Regions from separate parts of the Homo sapiens genome. Here region 1 is linked to region 2. A link is a contact called in ENCODE Hi-C or POLR2A ChIA-PET data. All regions are on one chromosome and are shown on one strand. Each heading gives the region's core, a stretch centred on a gene start or an enhancer-like site at or near the end of the contact. The rest is flanking DNA. Distances are from core to core; before and after follow the strand shown.

Region 1 (3,673 bases), core at 1,131-3,630, 190 kb after region 2:
AGACCAGACTGGCCAACATGGTGAAACCCCATCTCTACTAAAAATACAAAAATTAGCCAGGCGTGGTAGCAGGTGCCTGTAATCCCAGCTACTTGGGAGGCTGAGGCAGCAGAATCGCTTGAACCCGGGAGGCAGAGGTTGCACTAAGCCAAGATCAAGCCACTGCGCTCCAGCCTCAGCAACACAGCAAGACCCCGTCTCAAAAAAAAAAAAAAAAGAAAAAAGAAAAGTATGATTCTAAACTTATATCCCCCCAAAAAAATCTGTGAGCAAAACTGATATTCCAAAAGATGTACTAATTTGTCCTGTGGGTATAAGCAACCTTGGCACCGTATGTCTCAGACACTTAAGGGTACACATGCTCCAGTAGGATCAACCAAACCTTGATCCTTCATTATGTAATGCCTTAGCGAAAGAGTAATTTAATTGCTCTGGGGTCTAAGTAGGACCAAATAAGAACAAAAGATCAGTGAAAGCAAATCTAAATCTATGCACTAATTTAAAATTTCACCAGGCTTTCACACCACCTGTCACAATGTGAAGGACCCAGTGAAGCCACACGCATAACCATATTCCTTGCTCATTTTATCAGAGTGGCATGACAATAAAGTATCACGCTAGGTCAGGACATCTAGAACATTGTGTAACCCTAGTTATACAATGAGGAAAAATGCAAGCACTAAGCATCAGGAAATTCACCCGGAAATGGGGAAGACTGCCATCAAATTAGGTACTCTGTGGTCAAGGAGGATCTGTAAGTCTCTTGTGGTAGATTTGCATAAAATTATGTCTGGAGATGTGAGGGTGATCTGGCTGTAACATATGTCACCCCATTAGTCACCAGGGCTAATTCAGCTGATCTGGCTGTCTAGGCAATTGTACCTCTTGAAGCTGCACTCTCAGTGGAAGAGGACGGCTTTCCCTGATGAAGGAGGAGGGTTTTTAGGTCAAGTGTATGTGAGTAGCTGCACTCCCCTACTAGAACCTCCAAACAAGCTCTCAAGCTAGGCTCTGAGTGTCAAGAGTTTTATCAGCTCATCCTATACTCAGATGACACTGCATCATAAACATATTTTTGTGAAATGAAATGTGTGAATAAAATGTGTACAAGCGGCTAGGCACGGTGGCTGATGCTTATAATCCCAGCACTTTGGGAGGCTGAAGTGGGCAGATCGCTTGAGCCCAGGAGTTAAAGACCAGCCTGGGCAACATAGTGAGACCCCCCATCTCAAAAAAAAAAAATGTGTACGAGTGTTTTACAAAGAAAAAGGGGCTGCCTTATCGTAAAAAGCGTGTAGACATTAGTTAATTCTCCCTCTTTGATTCTTTCAGCTATGGGCTACAAATCATGTCCCAGAGATGGTCCGCCCAACCCTGGAGAGGACACTCAGGGTCCTCCAGCTAGATTATGTGGATCTTTACATCATTGAAGTACCCATGGCCTTTAAGGTGAGTTCAGATGCCCAAAGGTCAGGTCTCTGCACCCTGGCAACCATGAGCCAATAGCTATGTGCATGAAGCTCTGCACCATGAGCCAATAGCTATGTGCATGAAGCTCTGCACCATGAGCCAATAGCTATGTGCATGAAGCTCTGCACCATGAGCCAATAGCTATGTGCATGAAGCTAGCGTATTACTTGGCACCACAGAATATTGTGGTGTTTTGTTACCACAGATCAGAGAGTACTGACCTAGTCTGACAAATACCCGAGAAGATTATGTTAGCAGACTCAGGCTTGGTTTCCAAGTTTCTTGATTTTTTAATTCAATGCAATTTCTATTATACCATGTTTTTACAACTATAGTTTAAGCTCTCTGCATCAAACCAACATGTAGTCCTCTAACTGTAGCCCACCATTGAGACACACACCCTTCTTCCCACTCACACAGTCACAATCTCCGCCCTCATCCTCACTTTGTTAATGCTGACTCTTGTTCAAATGTCAGATTTCTAACCTAAGTCTTAAAAATTTAGAAAGACCCAGTGTACAATTATGTGTTGCTTAGCAATGGGATACATTCTGAGAAATGTGTCATGAGGTGACTTTGTTGTTCTGCAAACATCATATAGAGTGTACTTACACAAACCGAGGTGGTAAGGTTTTATTTACCATGGTAGACTGCATTACTTTTGTAATAACATGAATAAAACGCAAACACGTTGTGCCTAAATGGTATAGCCTATTACAGACTTAGGCTAGATAGCCCAGCCGATTGCTCCTAGGCTATAAACCTGCACAGCATGTTACTATTCTGAATACTGTAGACGATGGTAACACAATGGTAAATATTTGTGTATATAAACATAACATAGAAAAGGTACAGTAAAAATATGGCATAAAAGATAAGATACACCTATACCTGGCACTTACCATGAATGGAGCTTGCAGGATAAAAATTGGATGAGTCACGGAGTAAGTGGTGAGTGAATGTGAAGGCCTAGGTCATTACTGTACATGACTGGAGACTTTATAAACACTGCACACTTAGGGTACACAATGAATCACATAATATTTTTTCTTCAATAATAAATTAACATTAGCTTATTGTAACTGTTTTCAGCTTATAAATGTTTTAATTTTTTAACTTTTTGATTCTTTGTAATAATACTTAGTAGTAACACTAATACTAATTACTTTTTTTTTTTTTTTTGAGACAGAGTCTCGCTCTGTTGCCAGGCTGAAGTGCAGTGGTGCCATCTCGGCTCACTGCAACTTCCGCCTCCCGGGTTCAAGCGATTCTCCTGCCTCAGCCTCCCAAGTAGCCGGGACTACAGGCAAGCACCATCACACCCGGCTAAGTTTTGTATTTTTAGTAGAGACAGGGTTTCACCATGTTGGCCAGGATGGTCTCGATCTCCTGACCTCATGATCCGCCCACCTCGGCCTCCCAAAGTGTTGGGATTAATTACTTTTTTAATAACATGAATAAAACACAAACATGTTGTACAGCTGTATAAAAATATTCTTTCTTTGTATTCTTATTGTATAAGCTCTTGTCTATTAAATTTTTTTTTAAACTCTTTTGTTAAAAACTAAGACACAAGCACACACATTAGTCTAGGCCTACACAGGGTCAGCATCATCAATATCAGTGTCTTCCACGTCCACATCTCGTCCCACTGGAGGTTCTTCCGGAGCAATAACACGCATGGAGCTGCCATCTCCTGTGACAACAGTGTCTTCTTCTGGAATCCCTCCTGAAAGACCTGCCTGGCGTTTTTTTACACTTAACATTTTTTAAAAGTAGAAGGAGAACATTCTAAAATTATGATAAAGTGTAGTAGAACAAATATATAAGTTGTATCCATAGTAAAAACAGAAATTGTTTACTATCATTATCAAGTATTATATACTATACATGATTATGTGTGTTCTACTTTTATATACCTGGCAGCACAGTTGGTTTGTTTACACCAGCAACACCACAAACATGATGTCACTAGGTGATAGGAATTTTAAACTCTATTATAATCTTATGGGCCACCATCATACATGCAGTCCACCATTGACCAAAATGTCATTATGCAGCACATGACTCTACTTAAAAGTGAGAAAATAAAATTTACTTCTCTGTGACTAACTAATGACATTTACATCTTTTTGGACTTGATAGATAATTTCTATTCTTATTTTTGATGGGTTCAAAGGCACAAAAGGTAAAATTTTAACAG
Region 2 (3,289 bases), core at 2-2,501:
ACAGCATGGGACTACAGTCTTCCCACGGTATTCAGGGGGGATTAGTTCCAGAACTCCCCACAGATACCAAAATCTCCAGATGCTCGAGTCCCTGATTAAAAAATGGTGTAGTATTTGTATATAACCTTTACATATCCTCCAGTATATGTTAATCATCTCTAGGTTATTTATAATACCAAACACAATGTAAATACTATGTAAATATGTGTTATCTTGTATTTATAGTTGTATTATTTTTTATTGTTGTAGTTTTTTTTTATTGAGTTGTTTGGTTTTGGCTTTGGTTTTTTGAGACAGAGTCTCACTCTATCATCAAGGCTATAGTGCAGTGGCACAATCACAGCTCACTGCAGCCTCAACTTCCTGGGCTCAAGTGATTCTCCCCTCTCAGCCTCCTGAGTAGCTGGGACCACAGATGTGCACCACCATGCCTGGCTAATTTTTTTTTATTTTTTAGGGGGTCTGGCTATGTTGCCCAGGCTGGTCTTGAACTCCTGAGCTCAAGCAATCCTCTCACCTTGGCCTCCCAAAGCACGGGGATTATAAGAGTGAGCCATCACACCCAGCCTATTGAAGTTTTTTTCTGAATATTTTAGACCCATGGTTGGTTGAATCTGAGGACGCTGAACCCCCAGATATGGAGAGCCAACTATACTTAATGCTGCATTACCAGTACTTAAGTCAGGTGATAGAAGCACTAAACTTTCAATAGTAGCTTTGAGAAACAGCCAGGAACCACCAGCCACTCCTTTCCCCAGATCCACATGAAGTTCATTTCTGGGTCTGGGGCCTCATGCCCATCTTAAAAATATCTTGGTTTGTTAGCTAAAGAACTAACTTCCAGGGCTAAGACAAAACTGTATTTAATTCATCTTTTTCTAACAGCCCGCCTGATATTACAGACTTTTCAAAAGAACAAAGATTGCCTTCAAGTGTTTTTGCAAAAAAAAAAAAACATGAATTGTAGTGGCTGGAAAATAAAGGCTGCCAACCTGACATCTTTCTTTCCCTATGTGCCCTCTCTAGAGCATGAAGGAGTGTGGCCAATGGGGGCTGATTAAGTAGCACTGCTCCTTTCAGCTAAAACAGGGCTTCTCCTGCTAGAAGTTCCAGGAATGTGCAGGAATGTTAATATTTGTATGTGTTTGAAAAGAAGTCTGTGAGGACTCCGGGGTCCTTGGCTGGCAGTGGTATGATTCAAACACCTACTAAGGTACTTTCACTTCTTTCTTGCTTTATTATAGACGTCTCCTCCAAATAACCACTAGGTGGCAGGCAAACCACAGCTGATAAACCACCGGGTTTCCAAGGTGGCCAGAAAGAGGAATTGAACTGCTTCTCCCCGATTCTCCGCACACCCATATTTCCCTGTGCATACTGCCCGATGAACGCAACAGTTTGCCAGCAGGCTTACTTTTTCTCCAGGCTGTCCATGTATTCTTTCTTCTTTCTCCTACTTTCCTGAGCAGAAATCTGAGAGAGAGGAGTGGGAGGAGAATGATTAATTTCCAGCTCTGTAAGTAAACCAGTTAAGATGGGAGGTGGTTAGCGTAGAAGTCACCAAAGCCCTGCTTACTTCTGCAAGCTGCTTGCCATTTGTTTAAGCTGCTGGTTCATTGACTAGTCTGTCCTCCCGGGTTTCTAGCTGCCAAACTCACACCTACTTTCCTACAAACCAGGCCACCAGTAAAATGGACACTGAGTGGCCAGGAGCAGTGGCTTACACCTGTAATCCCAACACTTTGGGAGGCTGAGGTGGGCGGATCACTTGAGGTCAGGAGTTCGAGACCAGCCTGGCCAACATGGTGAAACCCTGTCTCCATTAAAAATACAAAAAAATGGCAGGCGCAGTGGCTCTAGCCTGTAATCCCAGCACTTTGGGAGGCCAAGGCGGGTAGATCACCTGAGGTCAGGAGTTCAAGACCAGCCTGGGCAACATGGTAAAACCCCGTCTACTAAAAATACAAAAATTAGCTGGGCGCGGTGGTGCATGCTTGTAATCCCAGCTAATTGGGAGGCTGAGGCAAGAGAATCGCTTGAGTCCGGGAGGCAGAGGTTGCAGTGAGCTGACATTGTGCCACTGCACTCCAGCCTAGGTGACAGAGAGAGACTCCATCTCAAAACAAAAAACAAAAAACAAAAAAATTAGCCGGGCATGGTGGCACACGTCTGTGGTTCCAGATGCTTGGGAGGCTGAGGTAGGAGAATCACTTGAACCTGGGAGGCAGAGGTTGCAGTGAGCCGAGATCATGCCACTACACTCCAGCCTGGGTGACAGAGTGAGACTCTGTATGAAAAAAAAAAAAAAGAAAGAAAGAAAAGAAAAGAAAACAATGGACACTGAGTGAAGAGCCAGGCCAGAACATGTGGCTCACAAACCATCAGTGTGGTCTCAGATAAATGAGTTTAACTCCTGGACCTCTGCTGGCTGAAGTACATATATAAAATAAGACAGCTGGCTTGGTCATACATCAACTTGCTGCTGGTTCCGCACATGGATAGAGTGACACTAAGCTCTTGTCTTCCTTCCCTCTTTGCCCCCTCCCTCCTGGTAGGCCTGTGCCTCAGCCATCCCCCTGGTTTTCATCAGGCCTGCTCAGCACTGAGGGGCCCAGGGGTAGGAGACTACTGAGTCCAAATATAGACCAGCAAACTGCAGAAGTTTTGTGATCACAAAACCCTACCAAGAAAAAAAAAAATTAACCAAGCACTTGCAATGTATTTGTATCTTATATATATATAATATATATATATGCTGTATTTTATATAGATACATAGAGTACATATATATGTCTACTAGAGGAAACTATTGTATATATCATACACCCAAAATTTAAAAGGCTGAGTTAAAAAAAAAAAAAAAAAACTAGATGGAAATTCTAATAGCTTCCTCCCACCCGTAAATGTATCATCGTGGGCACCAAAGAGGTAGATACTGATCTGGGAGTCTGCTGGCCTCAAGAGGGATGGGATGGGCTGGAGGAAGAGAGGGGCACGTGGTGAGGGTGCTCCTCCCAGGGCTTAGGGAAGGGAAGGGCTGGGCCTTGGTCTCCACCATGGGATGGGGTAGTGCTGGCCGTTGGGAAGGCAGGGAAAGGGATGCTGACTCGATTCTGCTCGTCTCTGCTCTAGAAGTGCCTAGATTTGAAGAGCTCACCTTATTCTTGATCTTCCTCCGAATTTTCTTCAGGGCCTTCTCCTCTGATTTTGACAGGGGCAATTTGGTGGGGATGGGATAGCCCTCAGCGATCAGGGTCCTCTTCTCCTCCTCTGTCAGGACCAGAGGGCC

The links. Hi-C counts contacts between places; a loop is a spot of excess contacts on that map. ChIA-PET counts read pairs that join two places held with the same protein, here RNA polymerase II (POLR2A). Pooled maps may share reads with other maps.
Region 1: a map of PC-9 shows a loop between it and region 2 (6-fold over the local background). The contact joins two enhancer-like sites. A Hi-C loop is called at or near these places in 1 of 168 maps with a recorded cell type or tissue (PC-9), 3 of 37 single-sample maps with no recorded cell type and 5 of 50 pooled maps. POLR2A ChIA-PET finds 5 or more read pairs at or near these places in 1 of 52 experiments (naive thymus-derived CD8-positive, alpha-beta T cell).

What each region holds. Positions count from the first base shown.
Region 1 is chr7:138,090,436-138,094,108 of GRCh38, forward strand. It overlaps AKR1D1 (aldo-keto reductase family 1 member D1), which reads left to right. Exons shown (of 9, transcript NM_005989.4): 3 at 1,333-1,449. It also overlaps the pseudogene RN7SKP223. Among named protein-coding and RNA genes, the nearest start is that of AKR1D1, 16 kb to the left of the region's middle. Within about 2 kb of position 2,381, at least 2 of the 41 ENCODE cell types and tissues checked have a DNase peak (open chromatin) inside an H3K27ac peak, as active enhancers do.
Region 2 is chr7:137,902,545-137,905,833 of GRCh38, forward strand. It overlaps CREB3L2 (cAMP responsive element binding protein 3 like 2), which reads right to left. Exons shown (of 12, transcript NM_194071.4): 6 at 3,158-3,289; 7 at 1,415-1,473. Among named protein-coding and RNA genes, the nearest start is that of CREB3L2-AS1, 49 kb to the right of the region's middle. RefSeq lists an enhancer at 1,492-1,992. Within about 2 kb of position 1,252, at least 8 of the 41 ENCODE cell types and tissues checked have a DNase peak (open chromatin) inside an H3K27ac peak, as active enhancers do.